Regions from separate parts of the Mus musculus genome. Here regions 1, 2 and 4 are each linked to region 3. The links are chromatin loops, found by intact Hi-C in ENCODE. Cell type or tissue: heart. All regions are shown on one strand. Region 1 holds the start of Rbmxl1 (RNA binding motif protein, X-linked like-1). Region 2 overlaps Slc10a7 (solute carrier family 10 (sodium/bile acid cotransporter family), member 7). Region 3 overlaps Slc10a7 (solute carrier family 10 (sodium/bile acid cotransporter family), member 7). Region 4 overlaps 1700092C02Rik (RIKEN cDNA 1700092C02 gene).

Region 1 (5,000 bases), 140 kb after region 3:
AGTGGCATGCTGATTTAAATTATTTTATAAGTTACTTCTAGCTGGAAATATTTATCCTGCTCCTACTTCTTAGATTTTTATTTATTTACTTGTTTGCTTATTGATTTATTTGTTTGGGGGTTTCCAGACAGAGTTTCTCTGTGTAGCCCTGGCTGTCCTCTGTAGACCAGGCTGGCCTTGAACTCAGAGATCTGCCTCCTGGTGCTGAGATTAAAGCTGTGCACCACCCCCACGAAGAAAAAAAAAGCCTATAATACTACCATAAGGATTGTTGGAAAATGAAACAGTATTTCTAAGACACAATAGTGTAAAAAAGTTCAATAAGCAGAATCCAAGGGAACAACTGAGCTCACAGAGTCCATCTTGTATCTGCCAGAACAAGAAACTCTAGGGAACTGATTCACCATCAGCAACCTTCCTGTCCACTCAGCACTGGGGAAGGCAAGGGAAAAGGCATTTGGCAAACCCAGACATGCGGGGCTATAGGCCACACACGTCAGCAGGAACTCCATCTCAATGCTGAGCAGAGATCTAGCCTCACTGTAACCAGTACAGTGGAGCATCGTAAGTAGCCTCAAAGACAGGAGCATGTCACTTCTCCCAGCTCCAGGAACAAGAGATTCCCCCTTCATTTGACTGAACTCAAAATCCCAACTTAACAGTTTCCCAAAGGCTCACAGAAAGGTTGTTTCTAAAACTAACTGGTAACTATACATACTCTATGTTGCATTTAAATTTTAAAATATGTTAAATTTAAAGGGGAAAAAATTAAATATAGAAAGCTTTCCTATCGAAATCACTGTTTAAATAATTCAATCCAAACGATTCCAGAAGTTACTCTAAATGGAGAAATTAGGGCTGGGGAAAGAAAAAACACTATTCAGAGAGATCATCCATTCACTTCTGTAAGGTTTTAATAACAAGGTAAAATTTCAAATATCTACATGGGCACCTCCTACTTGGGAAAGACTGTGTGTTCTTCTGTCCTTATTTGGGTCCATTGCATGGTTGATATATTCGATCTGCCAATAAACCTGGAACCTAACTCATGAGGTCAAAAACATATGAACTGAAGAAACTCAATTAATATCTATGAAAAGCAGAACAAGGTTGTCTGAAGGTGGGGGAGAGGGTATAAAACGCCAGTGACACGTCCCATGTTCCCACCAGTGTCCACAGGTCACATTACAAAGCTCCTACTATTCAGAGATTGGAGCGGAGGTTTTAACCCATCCACACTTCCCTGCCAAAACATACAGTGTGCATAGTCTAACACAGTCTGCAACTGTTGGACGGCTGCTGTAGTAACGGCAGCCCAGCAGCACACGGAAGTAGTGTCCCGTAAGGAAAGAGTGCAACGTGTCAGTACAATTGGGAGTTTTAGTCAGCAACTAAGGCACACTAAAAATTGAAGTTTGGAGCAAGGGTATCCTTTTTTCCTTTTTCTCCTATCCGCCGCTCCCGCCAATAATCTCCCCCAAACCCCTTTCTCTCCAACAGACTTTTTTTTGGGGGGGGGGGGCGGCAAAAGGGAGGAGTCGGAAATAGACTGGATAATGAGGTCTATTCCAGGATAGATAAAGAACTCCTGGCAACCTATAGTCCCTTGGGATGGGATGCTACTAAGAACGAGAGGAGTAACTTTCAGTTTCTGTACCCTCACTCCGGCACTGAGCAGAAGTCATTGATTGCCCGCAGAAAAGGCAACCTGCACTCCCACTCCCCTGCCCCATTCCTAATTCCCTCCTGGGCTAGCAAGTGAGAAGAACCTGCTAAAAGCCCCCCTCTCTCCCGCTGCGAGACAGAGGGCTGTGCCGCAGCCAGGGCGGCCGCTCCTCCCGGGGACTCGCCGACGAGTTCAGAAGTGGGAGCCGGCGCGCTGCAGCCGGCGGAGGTGCGGCACTTACCCCCGTTCACTCCGACCGACGGCTCGAGCTTAGCGGCGCCGATCGCCACCACTATCCCGACCATGAACCATTCTTTCCTCGCCCTCTCCAGCAGCCTCATATTTGTTAGGGCGGGTGGGTTTTGTTTATTTGTTTGGCTGGCTTGCTTTCCAAACTGCGATCCCTAAATCCCCGGGGCGTCTCCACACTTTCCTCGATCCCTCCAGACATGCAGCAGAGCAAGTCAAATTGCCACTCGTAAACTAAAGACCGAGGGGTGGCTCGGGCGGCTCCGAGGCGGGCTGGGAGTAGTAGTACCCAGTGACAGGAAAGCCTCGCTGAGCGCCGCCATCACTACCACGCACCTCAGAATAGACGCGCCCACCCGCCGAGGACCAGGGCGCAGGGGACGTAAAACGGAGGCACACCAGGAGCACGCAAGTGAGACGAGTCACGGGCTGCACTAACAGGACCCGCCGCCGTGCATACACGGCCAAGCTTGGGGAGGCCCGCAGTGGGAGAGAGGGATGAGGCGCCCCAGACGCCCAGCCTCATCATGGGTGTCGCTGCAGTAAAGCTATATTGACGGCGGCCCGAGCCCCGAGACATGCCTTGCAGAGAGCGTCTCTCACTCTGCCCTGAGCCCGAGAGACCCGCGGCGTGCGCTGGGCCGGTACCGGGCTGCGCCGTGGCGGCGGCTGCGCGCGCCAATGCCTGCTATGTCTATGCGCGTATACTCGAGACATTACGGCGACGACCGACGTCGCGTTGACGTTGCGCGGGGGGAGGGGAAGCCATTCGCGGCCTCTGGTTCTCGGCGGGAGCGGCGGCGGCAGACGCGTGTGGCGACCGGCGCGGGAAAGCGGCTTCCTAGTTAGGGAAGCGTTAGCCCCGTGGGTAGGTTGAAAATCGGTGGCCGAGCAGACGTCCGGGACGGCAGGCCCCCCGCCTTCCCGCAGCGGCGGCGGCGGGAAGGCGGGGAAGGCGGGCTGGGCCTTCCCGCCAGGTCGGTGGCCTGCCCGGGCCTTTCTGCCCGACCGCCTCCGCGGCCAAAACCCGCCTCGGGAGTGGGGAGGACGGCCGGGATGGGGCAAATCTTCCCTGGGGGGCGGTGAGAGAGCGACCCAGGCTCCTCCCCACCCGTGTGCCGCGCGTGGGCGGGCGATTCCGGAGGCCGCGTGGTGCGGGCCTTTGCCTGACCCCGAACCACTAAAGCAACAGGACAACTGAGAGGGGGCCAGGAACTCAGAACAAAAGCAGTGAGGGCCAGATCCAGGGTGGAGGGTCTGATGTCCGCCCCCTCCCCCAACCCTCGGTTTCTTGCATTGCATTTTGGCGAATCTATGACATAGTTTCACGAATGGTCTTCCGAGCATCAACCCTTCCTCTTTATGCACCCAAAGAAAGAAAGGAACAAAGTATTGTGGGACATTTTGAAGCAGCCTGGTATCAGCTACTTGAATAGTTTACTATGGAACGTAACGTTCGAAAGGGATTGTACCAGACTTTCATTCTGAATGCATTCAAAGCTTGAAAGAGACTCGGCGTGCAATTTGCTCTATTTAACTTTATCTTGCTGACATGACTCGCTATCCAAAAACTAAGCTGCTTTAAGCAGTTGTGCTATCAGTTCTCAGTTGCACAGCCCCCACTGCTCGGTAATTACGCATCAGGCAGCATGAAGAAAAGCTAATCTCAAGATAAAAAGAACTTAATAGGGAGACATTAAACAATTTACCAGGCAAAAGAAGTACATGAAATGTGATAAAGGCTTATTATAAGACAGTCACAAGGTAAGTGGAGTTCTAGGAAGTAAAATTTATAACATAATTTTCTTCAGTAATTTTGCTTGGTTCAAAAGGAAAAAAAAATCTGCCTCAGTCATCGAATACTCAAAAGGTCATCACAGATAGTGCTGCTTAAGTAAGGCTGCTCACAGAGTCTTTCTAGAGATTTTGACCTGTTTAGAACAAAATCTTAATTCATAGAATATTTTAACCGTAGTTTTGTGAATTGTATTGTCAAGGACTGTATTAGTTTGCTAGGGCTGCTATAACAAATAGTCCCCTCCCCGAGTTAGCTATACTCAGACAATAGACATGTTGTTTTACTGTTGCAGAATAAGGAAATCCAAAATGGAGATATTGGAGGGCCATGTGTTCTAAAGGCTCTTTCCAGCTTCTTGTGGCTGTTAATATTCCCTGGCTTCCTTGATTTAGGTTCTGATGCTCCAGTCTCGACCTGGTTAGGCATCACATCTCCCTCCATATGTTTCAAGTGGCTGCTCTCTGCATCCTTGAGCATTCATTACCTTTTTTCTGTGTGTATCTTTAAAAGATACTTGTCCTTGGATTTAAAGCCTAACCAGATAGTCCAGAATAATGGGTCATATTCATTTAGATTAAGTTTATGAGCCTATATCCTTTCTCCAACTTAACTGGAGTACCATCCCCTGTAAAAGACACGTTTTCCCATGACCTCAGAAGGTGACTTGTAGAAATCAGATGTTGATAGGTATGAAAAGCTGCAGTTCTTCTGAATGTCATACAAAGGTGTGCAGGTGGAGTGTAAGCACCACGTAGGGTGGAGAGAGGAACTAGATTGAGATATCTATAAGCCAAAGTAGTCTAAGAATTACTGACAACCACTGGAAGCTAGGAGGGAGTCATGGTACAGATTTTTGTTAAGGCTTCTGATAGAAACTTACCTTCATACTTCGTGACTTCCTGAACTGTAAGAAAATCAATGTTTTATAACACACCTCCCACCCCCAGCCCTTTCGCAATGCATTGTTACAGCAGCCTGAGGAAACTAATACAATAATATTCACAGGTGCTCGTGTGCAGTAGTCCTAGTGGCTTTTCTGTTCTGTTCTGAGACCCAGCAGCTGTCACCGGTGAGCTACTTGGAAGGCCGATTTGGCGAGCTTGTAGGAGGAGCTTGAGACCTTCACGTCCCCTCCGACTCTCAGCTGGAAGGCAAGATGGTTGAAGCAGATCGCCCAGGAAAGCTCTTCATTGGTGGGCTTAATACAGAAACAAATGAGAAAGCCCTTGAAGCAGTATTTGGCAAGTATGGACGAATAGTGGAAATACTTTTGATGAAAGACCGGGA
Region 2 (5,000 bases), 63 kb after region 3:
GTGGCTATTTAGGTAAACCGAGAACTTAAGTAACAAAAAGTCAAGATATGAAAGACAAAAACAGATAAGCGTAATACAATGAATTTCCCCTTGTAAGTCACTGCTAATAATAAAAGAGAAGGTTGTGTGTGTGTGCACGCGCGCGTGTGTACATGAGTTAGGAAGAATGACTTACAAACATCTGATAAATTATTTGGGTCCATTATAAGGACCTACACCCAAGTATAAAGAAACCGACAGTTCAGTTTCTTCTTTAAATGGTCAAGAAAGATGAACAGTCACTATCCAAAGACATAGAGGTAGCAAATCAACACTCATAAAAACTGTCCATCCTTAGCCAGTGAGGGGCAGCAAATGAAATCCATGACGTCATGTTACTGCATGACCACAAGAATGACTAAATGCAAACCTGCTAAAACTAAGCGCTGGCAAGGATGCAGAACAACTGGGCTCCACACAGTCCTCTGGGAACCTAAGACACTGCAAAAGTTTGAAGGCTGCTTCGAATTCAAAACACATTCCTCAGGTCCCAGCAATTTCATTTCTAACTTCTCCCTAAGAGATTTGGGAAAATATGTCTAAATGAGGTCTATCCACAGTCACAAGAAGCACAAACACAAAAAAAAAAAAAAAAAAAACAAGTTACCAGCTTTCTAACACTATAGCAGAGTACCCTACAGAGAAACTGTAGAGAGAAAGGTTTCCCAGCATTAGAGGCTCTTTCTGTGATAAGGTAGAGCACTGTCTCCCTGGTGCCCTGTGGATCTCCACAGTGTCCCATCTAAGATTCACAGCACCTCCCAACAGCTGCACCCTAGGGACTTTCAAACCCTTAACACACACTGGAAATCATTCACTATCTGAAGTATCCCACAACTTAAAGCTCATCAACAATCACGTACTAAGCAATGCAATGTGACTCAGCAATGACAAGGTTCGCTGATGCACCTGGTAACAGGACAAGAGCCACAAAAGGGAAAATCACAAAGGGAAGGTAGGTAGCCAGCCTCCTCTGGAAAGATGGACAGGTCCCTCTGGAATAAGCAAAGGGACACATTCAGTGTTGGGAGCTCAGCTGAGAGAAGGGCTGAGAACAAAGAGGCACAAAAGAACCTCTGACCAAATAGAAATCACCTTATCCTAGACTGCCACAACATACATGGGTTCGCTTGTCAGAGCTCAGAACTGAACACCCAACATGGGCAAATATTAATACCCAAAAGGGATATTGGCAAGAAAATTTGAACTTTCTGCCAACAATAATAAAACAAATGGTCAATCAGAGATAGTTACAGTGGAAGAATAGATTACCCTTGGTAGGTGTGTGCTTGGAGGATGAAAACTAAGATGAGAACTGTGCGCCCATTAAGAACCAAGGGTTGCAGGGCTGAAAGCCCAGTTCTATAGCAGTTCTAGTAGCTTGAATCCAAATTAAGAAAACTTAATCTTGGTTTTAAACAACTTCGAGGGACATGTTTCTAAAGAGGACCTTTATAAACATCCAGAGTACGTAATGTATATTATTTATTACTGGGCAAAAAGATTTTGGAGCAAATACTTTTTTAGTTTGGAAATGATGACATTATAAAAATTAATGGTATTTGTTAATGGGTAATAAAATAACTCTAGTCAATTGGCTAGTTCTACACTAGTAGATTTCTTTAAATAGTAATGAAATCATTGCTTAAAAAAATCCATCATTATTAAAAAAAAAAAAAATGGCCTCAACCTCCACCAAAATTAGATTTGTAAGTTGCTGGTCATCCCCATAATTAAATCCACGTCACAAATCTGCAAGAAAAATGGCCACTGTGACTAATGCATTTAAGGCTTCACCAGTCCCAACAGGCTACAGGAGCACTGTGCTGCTAAAGTGGACTTGAGAGACGTTCTGCGCATTTTTATTAAATAACAAGACCACTTTTTAATTTCCATTGGCTAATTCAGATAAGAGTGTGAGCCCGTCCTCCTCCCTAAGCAGGGGAGCATCTTCTTATCCTGGCCTGCCTGGCCTTGGACACACTTGGCTAGTGTTGGACAAGCACTGTACAGAGAAGGATCTGAGAGAGACAGGCACGCACCCCACTGCCGGAATCCATGAGTCTGGATTTTTCCTTGTCTGTCTCAAGGAGTTCTAACCTGTTTCTTGACGAAGTGATTTAGAAACCCAAAAGCACAGTGTATCAAGGGACTCAGTGGACACAAGGAGAGAATTAGAGAATAGGCTGACTCAGACACAGGCAAATTCTCCCTGTAATGGTGCTAATTCCATCTTTCGGAGAGGAGAGGGTGGGCAGGCAAGAGACAGCCTGTGTAGGCTGCAGGATTATCTGTGAAGTTACAGCAGCTTTTTCCTGTGTGATTTAATATCTGCTACCTCTAGTCATAACAAGATAGCCTTTTATTTATAGTGTTGCTGTGAATTTGGGGGCTTGAGATAAATTCAAATTTTAAAAGTGGGTCTGATTTAACAAAGAGCACGCTGACATGGCAAGGCCCATAATGGAGGCGGGGTGCTGGGAACCAGCACTGGGGGCGGCCCTGACTTCCTGCCGCTTCATGCTTTTACTGTAGCTTTTCTCCACATACTTATTTATGTGCTGTGCTTTTGCTTCAGTGTCTAGAACCACGCAGTGCACTAACAGGGCTCTGAGGACATTCAAGGTAATTTTCTCTTGTGTGAAGGAAGCTCTGGGTGAGAAGCTGCAGCCTTCCCTGGATCTGCAGAGCTCTGGAGCTTGGGACCGACATCCTGCAGCCAGAGCCAAATTATCTTGGGCCATCTTTAGTGCCCTTAATAGTTCTTTATTGTTCCTCCTTGTGTGGGAGCTACTCTCTTTGGGCCAATGAGTGAGGTAAGTCCTTCGGAATGTACAGAAACCTAGCCCTCCCCCACCTCTAAAACCAGAAGGTTAAGATGACATCAGAGGCATCTGAGGCCAACAGCAGAGAGGAAGCCTATTTGCTGCAACTAATCTACCTAATGTGTTTAGGAAGTGTTTTATTTATGATTTTTCTGTGTCCTTGTTATTATAAAAGCTTTATGAAACTGCTTCCATATTGAAATGTGGGATTTGTGGAGCCCTAAGTCTGTGTTCCTGGTCCTCTATCACTCATATTTGGCTTTAGAATCAACTTGTGTTCCCTTTGGGTGAGCTCTGTGTTTTGTGTCACGCTGTTAAATGAACCAGTGGTAATACTTTGTCACTGTGTGTGTAAGCTAGGATCCACTCTGTTGGCTGAGACAGGGTCACTTACTTCCTGGTCTGTAACTCAAATGTAGGGTAGGCTGGTTAGCCAGCAAGCCCCATGCACCCTCCTGTATCTGTGGTCCTGAGCTTGGAATTTGAGCACAGAGCACAGTATCTGGCCCACCTGAGCCTCAGTTTGTGTGGCTAGACTAAGCTAATCAGCACGACTAGTCAAACTAGCCAGCAATCCAGCCTTCAGGATGTCTGTTAGTCCCAACAGGTGGTATGCTCCTTGCTGTAAAGGGAAACATCTGGAAAACAAGCTGTAAAGGCAAAGTCCTTTCAAAAGTCTTGATCGTGTGACATCCAAGCTACAAGGATGAGTTTGAAATGGTGCTGTGCAGGGTGGCACTAGCCACCTGGAAACAAGGATGCTTGTTTGTTCTTGTTGTGGATGGCCCTGGAGTTGTTTGTATTTTGATGTTAATTCCATTTACCCTGGAGGGGCTGTCTGGATGAGTACTCAGGTGACTTCTTGTGACCTATCCCCTAATGAATAAAGGAGCCAATCACTGAACGAGTAGGCAGGACTTTTGGTTGGATGGAGGAAGAGAGGAAGCTGGAGAGAGTTAGGGGCTTTGGGGATGGGGATAGCAAGAGAGCAAGATATTGGGGATAGCGAGAGAGCAAGATATAGCTACCAGACTTAATGGCAAATATGCCAGTATTTGCCACAGAGGATTTAGATTTATCATGGCTTACAAGAATAGGATTCTAGTTGCCATGCCAGTGATTGAGTTACCATTGTTTCTGAACTAATAAGTTTGTGTGGTGTTTTCCTTTACACAGTGGTTCAACTGGGTTTGAGAGAGAAAGGGATGGCAGAAAAGCATGGGTTTGCCAGATGTGAACCACAACGGCTGTGGGGGTTTTGAAGCATGGGGCTGGCATGGTAACAACCCTCCCACCATAGGAACTTAGTGAGCTGGGTGAACAGATTTTGGAGCTCTGGGCCACAGAGTCTGCTGAGATGAGAACACTCGGCTGGAGCCATGTGGCCCACCAGTGCCTGGTGTTCCTTGGGAAGTTCCAGTTTTTTTTAATATTTCCAGCAACATGTTCAGGCATTAAAGTTTAATGAAAATCAAGTAAGTTGTGAACTTTGATGGGTAAACCAAGATTCCAAGTGAATAATTTGGATTGGTTAAAATCAACATCATAATTAATAATGAGCAAAATGACCTCCGTATACATGAACTAAATACATGCTAGACTTAAGTAAAAGAAGGGAGGGAAGGAGGAAGGGAGGGGAGAGAGAGAGAGAAAGAGGAAGGAAGGAAGGAAGGAAGGAAGGAAGGAAGGAAGGAAGGAAGGAAGAAATTTCTAGCTTCTAGCATTCAGGAGACTTAGGCAGGAGCATCATTAGTTCAAATCAGACCTTGTGCAGAGAGCAGGGTGAGCAGGAGAAGGAGGAGAGGGAGGGATGGAGAGGAAGAGACTGAGTGTTGGAGAAGAAGGAAAGGGAAAGGTGAAGGGAGGAAACACTTCATGCCTTCATTAACATTTGAGATTCTTCACTATTTTTGCTGGCACCCTCTTCTGGACTCTATAGGCACTAGGTACACTCATGTACATGCAGGCAGACACACCTCCTTCTGAGGAGGATGTAACATCAAGACACTGCTCTTGAAACATGTAGGTTTTACCCTATATACATGGGCATCTGCACTATGTAGGATACAGGGGCATCTGCACTATGTAGGATACATGGGCATCTGCACTATGTGTAATACAGGAGCATTTGCACTA
Region 3 (5,000 bases):
ATTATGTCTAAGTACACTGTAGCTGTCTTCAGACACACTAGAAGAAGGCGTCGGATCTCATTATGTATGGTTGTGAACCACCATGTTGTTGCTTGGATTTGAACTCAGGACCTCAGAAAGAGCAGTCAGTGCTCTTAACTACTGAGCCATCTCTCCAGCCCAGGAATTATTTCTTATCAGTGCTCATGTGTTAATGGCAGCAGGCATAAGGACATAACTGCAGCTACAGTTACGTAGGCAACCTAAGTAAAATCCCACCATATACTTTCTCATGACTGTGTTGTGCTGCAGCTATACAATGTTGCATGTTCTCATTTCCTCCTTCATTCAACAACTATCTTTCTTTCTTTTTTAGTATATGTGATGTGCTAAGTGTTCAGATGCATGTGGGTATGCATGTATGTTCATACATGGGTGGTACCATGTACATGGATGTATGTGTCCATGTGCATGTGTGCTGCTTCTTACTGAAGCAGGGACTGTGGCTGACCAGAGGCTCACAGATTTTGGCTGCTCCACGAGCCAGTGCATCCTGGGATCACCTGTCTGTGTTTCCCACCTTTGTGCTGGGATTCTAGACAGCCACCATGCCTGCTTAGCTTTTATGTGTGTCCTGGGGAGTCCCAATGCTGGTCTGCACACTTGCGGGATAAACCTTTAATTGCCTGATTTCTTTTTGGGTGCTTACAATGTGACAGACACTATTCTAGAAGTTAAGGATACAGATTGACAAAATTCTCTCCATTCTTGTAGTTTATATGCTAAGTAGTAACACTCCCCCTACATACACAACATATAGTTTTCTAAAAGGAAGAACTTACAAGGCACATGGTTACCCATCTCCTAACAATGGTCTCTTGATTAGAAAATTAGTGTTTTCAATATGGATGGCTATCATAAGGAAAAACTGAAATGCTTTCCTTGCACAAAATAGCACAGGGATCTCATTAGGAAAAAATTAATTGTACAGAAAATTTAAAAGGATGATAAGCAGGATTTTCTAGTACTCCACTAAATCATGAGATTGTTTTTAATGAGTCCTTCCAATGACAAACAGCACATCAGTATCCACCCATCCCGACCTCCCGCCATCGGGTAGCGAATGACCCAGGCTGTCTTCCGGCCATCATATCATCCGGACTGCCCGGAACTTTGCCTGTCCTTTCTCAATTGCGTTTCTTAGTGCTCTTCTCCCCAAAGAGTATTCTTCTATTCGACTTATGTTTTATACACAGAAGTCACTTCACTCCTCTCTGAGTCCTCTCAATTCTAATATAAAAAGTGAACATATGGTTTTCCCTGAAATTGGTAGGCTCTGTGGTATACACTGTTGGTTAGTGAACTTCAGAAGCAGCCTGGGAATATGGCCTTTAACTGCTTACAGAGGGACAAACAATAAAAGGGGGAAGGCATTTACCCTGGACAGAGCCCACAGTAACTCCATCAGTCTACACACAATGCAACACTCGTCGACAGTTTCCTGATGTGAGCTGGAATAATAACCATTTCTTTTTTTTTTTAATTTGAATTATCAAGGGTGTAAGTCTCTTTTTTTCCATTTTTATTAGGTATTTAGCATATTTACATTTCCAATGCTATACCAAAAGTCCCCCATACCCACCCACCCCCACTCCCCTACCCACCCACTCCCCCTTTTTGGCCCTGGCGTTCCCCTGTACTGGGGCATATAAAGTTTGCAAGTCCAATGGGCCTCTCTTTCCAGTGATGGTCGACTAGGCCATCTTTTGATACATATGCAGCTAGAGTCAAGAGCTCCGGGGTACTGGTTAGTTCATAATGTTGTTCCACCTATAGGGTTGCAGATCCCTTTAGCTCCTTGGGTACTTTCTCTAGCTCCTCCATTGGGAGCCCTGTGATCCATCCATTAGCTGACTGTGAGCATCCACTTCTGTGTTTGCTAGGCCCCATAATAACCATTTCTTAAGTCAGGAAATCTACATAACAGATTTTTTTATACAACCAAGATCCTCGTATCATTGCGTTTATAATCTTGCTTAATCCACATATTTGCTTTCGTGACTCATTCTATAAAAATTTGAGCAGTGGACTTTTTAAATTTATAAAACAATGCAAAGGAAACCCATGGCACTAGGTGGCACTGTGGGACCTTCCAGGGCAAAGCAATACCAGAAAGTTCTGTGCTAGACAAATTGTTACCGTTGGTTCTGTGCATATAAGTGCACATCAAATATTTTGTGCATCGTCCAATGCCACGCTCATAAAAGCAGCACAATACTGAAACAAGTTCAAAAGAACTCTTTCGGGAAGACACACTCTCATTTCTAATCCCTCGTCCTAATTCCTATGTCCTTAAAAGTTTTTTTTTCACATATTGAATGCATTTTTGAAGCATGTTTCTTCATCAACCCTTTTAAATTTTACTTTAAAGATACTTTTCATTTAAGACTAAAACATCTACATTTAGGACTAAAGCAAGTCACTAATTATCTATTTTTCCCAAAGAATTTCTCCTAGAAAGCTTCTTCCATCAGGGTTCACACTGAAGTCCTGCACTGTGCCCTCTGCTCCCCCAGATGTGACGGCTCCCCCAGATGTGACTACTTGCTGCTGAGTTGCTCGTTTGAATGCAGCTGCCAGCTCATCAAGGTAAAAGTAGGAATAAGGCGGCAGGTAAGGAGATAAAGATATGGACAATATATACACTCGAACTCAGATAAACACAGGCTATCTGCTGTGGACTACCCACTGATCCAACTCGGCCCTCCTGTCCCTAACCGTTTACCTACAAGTGACAAATCTCAAGATAACTCAGGTCAAATAAAGGTATAATAGCAACTTGTCATCTGTCCACAATGTTCTATCACATATGCAGGCCCCTCCTTAAAGAACAAATGCTACTAGTGACGTGGGAGGTAACAGAGTTCACAAACCTCAAAACTAAAGCACTTAGTATTGAATGTACAGAGACATATGATAGTGTAAGGCTTTTTTGTCTTTTGGTTTTTGGTTTTTGGTTTTTTTGATAGTGTAAGTTTTTAAAGGGTAAAATTTATCCACATTAACAATGAGGATGAAGCTTAGTATTACAGGCACAAGTATGATATTTTTAACAAACGTAACAAAAGTCATGTCTAGGAATGCTGTCTTTCAAGTCTGTCGGGGAAAGCCGCCAAGTTCATCTGTAAGCCATGCATCACACAGAACAGCTTCCTTGCAACCTACGAAAATAACAAAGTCCTGTCATTCCTGAACTTCTGGAGACCACAGAGAGGACAATCCTCACATTAGCTACAGGCAGGGCTTGAAAGATAAACACTGAGGCTGTGTGTCACAGAAAGCCAGTGACCAGGAGCAGGTCACAGAGGGAATCAGTTAGCTTGAATGGGGGATTAGCCTTACCTCAGCACCAAAGGTAAATAGATGGTGTTTCGGGTATTTCCAATGGTGTAGTGTCTATACACAGGTGTTTCTGCGGGCACTAAGAACCATCTAGAATCTTTAGCTCATTTACTGTCTGCGGTCCCTGTTCTCTCACCTACTTCTGCAACCCGCCTTCTCCCTCAGAGTAGAGGTTTGGCTTAAACAGTGACCTTGGTTTGAAGGCCAGAGGGATTGGGCAGGACCTTCAAGATAGCAGCAGAGTAGCCATCTCTGGGTTTGCTTTCCCTTTCCATTGTCTCATCAGAGAACAGTGCTCTCTGGAAGCTTTGAGATGCGATCCTGCAGCAGCTATTACAGCAAGGGAGCAGACTCCAGCTGACTTGATGCCAAGCCTGTGAGGAAACAGATTTGCCAGATGCATATGGGGGAAAGCACTTCTCACCAGTTTTTGTTTCAAATATGGCAAGTGCAGACAGATAAAACCCATATAAACCATGCTCTCTGGCCCTCAGCAAACATAAGCAAAAGGGTTTCCTCGCATCTCGGTATGATTTCCTGAGTGCTGGCATGAACCTTTTCTCACAATGGGCTGTGATTAGGAGCTTGGGGGAGGAGCATTATGGCGGGTACAGGGCAGTGCTACAGGTCGGGTGCTTTGGATTTGCTATTGTAGTAGGTGGGGCAATCCAGGCAGAAGAGGGAACAGAGAGGCTCTGGAGTGGACGATGGTGATGGTGCATGCTATTATTCAGCCGGTGTTCGGTGCTGTATCTCAAATGGACTGTTTCCCTGTCTTTCTCTGGGAGCTTAAACTCTAGGAGACTACAACCCAGCCTCCACATTTAAATGTCATTAAAGAGTGCTACCACATCTGCATAATCTGCTCCTACCTCCCTGCCTATGTCCACCTCTCCCATCCTTATAGGTCTCTGCACATGCTAGCTCTGGGTGCTGGGTCCATTTCCGACAGCTGCTCCTGCCCGGGCTTCCGTCAGTGGTAGCTTTCCAGTATCTCTTCCTGCTGAATATGCTGGTGTGCTATGTGTCTCTCTCCATTTGCATGAAGCACACTTGCAGCCTTCCACTTTTTCGTGTGTGGGGGATACCACTTGGTGCTAAAGTGCTTGCCTATACACAGGCCCTGGGTTTGAGCTCCATGCAGAGCAATGAAGGCACCATTTTTGTTTGGCTTCATCCTGGGCCAGTTCATGAGGGACTAAGCTTATTTGTGCTCCATCTAATATTTTCTGTTCTTAGGAATATGCCTAAAGCAGAATACTACTATCTCAATCAAGGGTTGTTTTCTGTGCAGTCGTGTGTGTGTGTGTGTGTGTGTGTGTGTGTGTGTGTGTAGAAGTCAGAGGTCAATGTTGGATAACTTACTTTACCACTCTCCACCTTTCTGTGGAGAATTTTAAAGAATCTTATGTTTTTTAGTGTTTTCCCTGCATCATGTATGTACACTATGCCCACAAAGGCCAGAAGAGGGCACTGGATCTCCTGGAACTGGAGTTACAGACAGTTGTGAACCACCATGTGGGTGCTGGGAATCAAACCCTGGTCCTCTCCAAGATCAAATGCTCTCAACCTCTCAGCCATCTCTCCAGGCAAGACTAGCAGGCCAACAAGCTCTAGGG
Region 4 (5,000 bases), 1.0 Mb after region 3:
TATAGAGAGATAAAATTGCGTTTGTTTCTTGTTTTTCTACCAATGAGGAAAAGTCAGAAGAGCAAACATACACAGGACATTAGGGCACGCTAAGGACCGAGTCTGTTACAAATTCCATGGTCTCCACAGCTCTGGGCTAAATGTTTCCATCCTTTACAGATGAGGAAAATGAAGCTGGGGACTAGAACAGCAAACAGTGGCAGCCTGTGACAAGTGAGAGGAAACTGTCCACAATAAGCTGGTCACACTGGAGGGACATGTGTTTAGGAAGTGGAGTGTCTTCTGGAGAGCTCTTCGCTTCTCCAAGAAGCAGGGACTTCTGCTTCTCTGTTAATCTCAGTGATTCTCTTGTCATTCTTTTCCAAAAATGAAACAAGGCAATCACTTCCTGACCTAGGAAAATAAAATGTTCTATGAATTTTTATCTCACTATTTATACAGCAAGCTTTTTGGATACCAGTTAAGTGTTTTGGTGGGACATTTAAAAATAAAGCAAGCTAAATAAAAACTGCTAAAGCACATAGAACAAAGGGAAAAAAATCATGATTAGTGATTAGAGAACAGATACCCGGAGACTTAAATATTTAAGAGGCAAAGGGTTACAGACATAAATGTAAAGAAAGAGTAAGGGGGGCCACCTTTATGTAAGACAAGGGTGGGGCTGGGACCATGGCAAGAGTCTTCACTTGATCTTAGAGGCGGTTTTACTGTGTGACCTTTGTTTCTAAGTCTTCCTTCCTTCCTTTCTTCCTCTCTTTCTTCCTTTCTTTCTTTCGTTCTTTCTTTCTTTCTTTCTTTCTCTCTCTCTTCCTTCCTTCCTTTCTTTCTTTCTTTCTTTCTTTCTTTCTTTCTTTCTTTTGTTAGTGACTCTCAGGTAACAGCTCTACATCCTGATTCTTCTTATTCTGCCGAGTAACATTTGCCTACTTGTGGCTTCATTTCTATCTCACAACCTAGCAACTGGCAGTGCGAAAGGAACCAACTATTCAGATTAAAAATAATGTTCTTTATTTCCTCATCATCTTAAAGGGAGAAAAAAATCCTCACAGTAAATATAAGCACTACAATTTACTAATATTCCATGATTTGTGCTTGCCTTTGTTGAGTCTTGTCGTGGCCTAAACAAACACTATGCAGATCCTAATGTAATCAGAAATGCTGGTTTGTGGACCTTAGGCACTGGCTCTGCCGGGACAGTTTTCACTGTAACTATGCTTGTTTTTATAGCACAATGATATACAGAAACTTGCAGCCACTGCTGGTCTTGAGGCGTCTGCATATGAAGCAGAAAACATCATTTTCTTCCATTTCAAAGAGTTCACCACAGGGTGCCAAGAAGGAAGGACTATGTCCCTCCAGCCACACACTGCCCTCTGGCACTCAGACTCAAGTCCCCAGGGACAGACAATCTCTGACTTTTCCAGTTCTAGGTAACATTTCCCACAACCCCTGGTTCATAAATATTGACATTTTGGAAGAAAGAGAAGGAAGGAAAACGCTTGAGGAAAAAAAAGTTGAAGTGTTTATGTTTTTTTAAAAAAAAATAAATATACCCTATCTTGGAACTTTTAAAAATAGTATTATCCATCAACAACTAGATAATATAGGAAACTAACTTTCAACGGGATTGTCTGGTCTCTTCTTTGTCCAGAAGGAATAACCTTTCACCCAGCAAAGCTGAGTTTAAGGCCCTTTTCTCTAAGAAATGCTACAGAGGACCCCCCCCCCCCTTGAATTTTTCCCCCACGAATAACCGATCTCTAAATCACAGTAAATTTGGGACTGTTTTCAGCAAAGTGTTTTCTGTTTTCCTGTGAAATATTTCCTCCCACCAGGCTTCAAAAGCAGAAAAACCACAGCCACACAGATCTTCACGAACGCCTCGGAGCCCAGCCTGATTCCACTGCTGTGGAACTACAGCGCAACCTGGCGGTCATTTCTGTTTCCTGCCGTGGTTCAGCGGGGCGGATGGAAATAAAAGGTAGAAAACAACAGCGAAGAATCCATAGTGCCTGCCTGCAAGCATAATCATCACACATGGAATTTTAAGGTGTTTAACAGCAATATTCCTTTTAATAATACTTCTGTGGTGTTGCTGGTGCGTCGTTACAACAACAGAATCCTGAGCCTTCATATTCTTTCTTAATACTCCTCTATTTTCTTTTCTAGACCGGGAACAGGGTGTGTGTAGCACTGTGTAGTACAGGCTGTCTTGGAACTGGCTATGTAGACAAGGACTCACAAAAGATCACCCTGCCTCTGCCTCCTGGGTGTTGAGATTAAGAACACAGTCATACGCCTGGCAAACACTCCCCTTTTTCTGACTTTAGTGGTTATATTTCCTTTTTTTCTTTCTTTCTTTTGGGTTTCTTGAGACAGGGTTTCTCTGTGTAGCCCTGGGTGTCCTGAAACTCACTCTGTAGACCAGATTGGCCTCAAACTTAGAGATCTGCCTGCCTCTGCCTCCTGAGTGCTGGGACTAAAGGCACGAGTCACCACTGCCAGGCCTTTTTTAAAAACTTCTTAAGCAAGGATACAAAGAAGTTACATTAAGTAATTGTCAGCTATGGGATGAATCTTTTCTCTTTGTATACAAGAAAATGGTCAAAAGAAAAAATATGCCTTTATCGTAAGACTTTGTTGTAGTCTTCAAATTCGAGATAATTTGATTCTTCTTTTTCTGCAAAGCAAGTACTTTCTTGCTACTGTTGTTTTTTGAGACAAGGTCTTGCCCTTGTGTTGTTTGGATCTCAGGACTCTCTGCCTGTGACCCACACACACACACACACACATACACACACATACACACACACATACACACACACACACACACACATACACACACACACATACACACACACACATACACACACACATACACACACACACATACACACACACACACACATACACACACACATACACACACACACATACACACACACACACACATACACACACACACATACACACACACACATACACACACACATACACACACACACATACACACACACACACATACACACACACACACACACACACACATACACACACACACACATACACACACACACACACACATACACACACACATACACACACACACACACACACACACACAGGGCTGGCTTACAGTTATCAACGCCAACACTGGGGATGCTGGGGGGTTGGTTTCGGGTTTTTGTTTTGTTTTGTTTTGTTTTTTGTTTTTTTTTTCAGTGATGGAGACAAAATTCAAAAGTGTGGGCATAGGAAGCAACAGTGTATCACAGAAAAGCACACCTAACCCTTGGTTTTATTTGCTTGCTTGCTTGTTGTTTATTGGCATAGGGTCTCTGTATCTAAACTTAAAGACTTCGAATCTTAGAATTCAGAATCTTTGTGCCTCTGCATCTTGAGAGAAGGTTCATAGACATTCATTGTCCCCTACAGAAATGAATGGTTTTAAAAGTTAAGTTCCTTCACATCTATTTATTTGCCACTGAAATTTGAAACACATCAGAATGTCCTCTTGCTGCAGTTTAAGTATTTGAACATGAGAAAAATCTAATTATCTGCTCCTGTTGGGGTATCCAACAGAGAAGACTGCTCAGCCAAGGGTTTAAGCCAATAGAAAGTCTTTATCAGCTTTGTGGTGACTATGCCGGGGATCTTAGTGTACCACTGAGCCTTTCTCAGGTTGAGCTTTCAGCACAGAAGCCACATTCAGTTAACATGAGCAGTTAGCCAGAAGTGAAGAAGCCAAAACACAAGGTTAGTGCAGTCAGGGATTTCCTGGGATTATGGACTTCGATGGATTAGGCCTTTAGTTTTAGGAGGCGGTGCTGGTTCCATGCTGGGTTCCAAAGTCTGAATGGTACTTCCATCATGGAGTCAGTTGTGCTAAAGTCTTGAGGCCTGTTAGATTTATATTATTTATATATGTTATATGTGTGTGTATTAAACAATAATGTAAATATGTTGGATATAAATATAGCATATACAATTATATATAAGCATATAACATCTAATACATACATTATAAATATTTAAATAAATAGAACATAATGTATTAATTTTATATGATATACATGTAAATGTGCAATAAAATATAAAATATTAAATGCATAGCTATGAACACACTTTTGTGAATAGATGTGTATATGTACATATATAATATATACATATATAATATATACATATAAAATCTTTTTTTGAAATGTCTCAAGTAGCCAAGAGTGACCTTGTTCTTCTGATCCCCCTGCCTCATATGTCCAAGTGCTGGTATTGTGGTCACAGACTGTCATGCCTGATTGTTTAGGGCTGGGGATAGAACCCAAGCTTCCTGACTGCCAGGCAAGCACTCCACCCACAAAGCTACAACCCCACCACAGGGCTCAATGCTTGATAATGAACCCCCTTAAGCCTAATGTCTACGTTCTCTTTCAAATGGAGAAAAATCTGTTCTGAGTATCTCCTGTCCCTAGCATTCAAGAGGCAGGAAGATGATGAAATCAAGACCAATTTGTGCTAAATAGTAAATTCAAGACCAGCCTGGATGGTTTCCTGTTTTCATAGCCAGCAGGGTCGGGGCCCCTTCCTTCCTGCAGGAGTAGCCATCTCCTACTTCCTGTGAAATCAATATTCTTCTGTCCTGCAATTGTGGCGGCCCTGGTAAGAAGAGAAGAGGATTTAGTACCAGGAGTAAGAGGCAAGCACTAGGCTCCTTACTTAGTGTTTCTGAGCTAACAGTGGGGAAAGGTGCTGAAACTTCCTAGGAATTTTCTTCATCGGGTATTTGCTACCCACTAATTTGCCACAGATCTATCAAAAGTCTAGTCACCTCTCTATACTCTTTCTGAATTATTGGGTCCAGCACAAGATAATGCTGGGCTCTCAAACTTTGGAAGTATAGATTTTTCCCCTCAAGAAAGACAAAATCTACATGTTTTTCTTTCATAACTAACAGCACCATTGACACAGGGGACCTGAAGGGTAAATTGGCAGTTCATAGTAAT

The links. Peaks named below come from ENCODE experiments on the same cell type or tissue, not always from the same donor. Only the 100,000 strongest peaks of a DNase experiment are listed, where the experiment ranks them.
Region 1: it touches region 3 in a loop (2.4-fold over the local background); 19 of 42 quality-filtered maps call a loop at or near these places.
Region 2: a loop joins it to region 3, with 2.2 times the contacts of the local background. A loop is called at or near these places in 3 of 42 quality-filtered maps.
Region 4: a loop joins it to region 3, with 4 times the contacts of the local background. A loop is called at or near these places in 2 of 42 quality-filtered maps.

What each region holds. Positions count from the first base shown.
Region 1 is chr8:78,506,582-78,511,581 of GRCm38, reverse strand. Rbmxl1 (RNA binding motif protein, X-linked like-1) reads left to right here and starts at 2,654. Exons shown (of 2, transcript NM_001252089.1): 1 at 2,654-2,783; 2 at 4,765-5,000. The coding sequence starts at 4,870. Slc10a7 (solute carrier family 10 (sodium/bile acid cotransporter family), member 7) reads right to left here and starts at 2,254. Exons shown (of 12, transcript NM_029736.2): 1 at 1,908-2,254. The coding sequence starts at 2,007. In heart, no CTCF peak of the experiment used is centred here; DNase peaks (open chromatin) are centred at 2,241, 2,671 and 2,971; H3K4me3 peaks cover 3,335 bases; H3K27ac peaks cover 2,743 bases.
Region 2 is chr8:78,582,884-78,587,883 of GRCm38, reverse strand. All of the region lies in intron 5 of Slc10a7 (solute carrier family 10 (sodium/bile acid cotransporter family), member 7), which reads right to left. Among named protein-coding and RNA genes, the nearest start is that of Slc10a7, 76 kb to the right of the region's middle. In heart, no CTCF peak of the experiment used is centred here; a DNase peak (open chromatin) is centred at 2,783; H3K27ac peaks cover 286 bases.
Region 3 is chr8:78,646,212-78,651,211 of GRCm38, reverse strand. The region is part of intron 5 of Slc10a7 (solute carrier family 10 (sodium/bile acid cotransporter family), member 7); the gene reads right to left. Among named protein-coding and RNA genes, the nearest start is that of Gm39203, 26 kb to the left of the region's middle. In heart, a CTCF peak has its summit at 2,118 (motif pointing right); a DNase peak (open chromatin) is centred at 3,741.
Region 4 is chr8:77,627,259-77,632,258 of GRCm38, reverse strand. It overlaps 1700092C02Rik (RIKEN cDNA 1700092C02 gene), which reads right to left. Exons shown (of 3, transcript NR_045467.1): 2 at 4,537-4,653; 3 at 3,302-3,429. Among named protein-coding and RNA genes, the nearest start is that of 1700092C02Rik, 5.6 kb to the right of the region's middle. In heart, a CTCF peak has its summit at 1,929; no DNase peak of the experiment used is centred here; H3K27ac peaks cover 528 bases.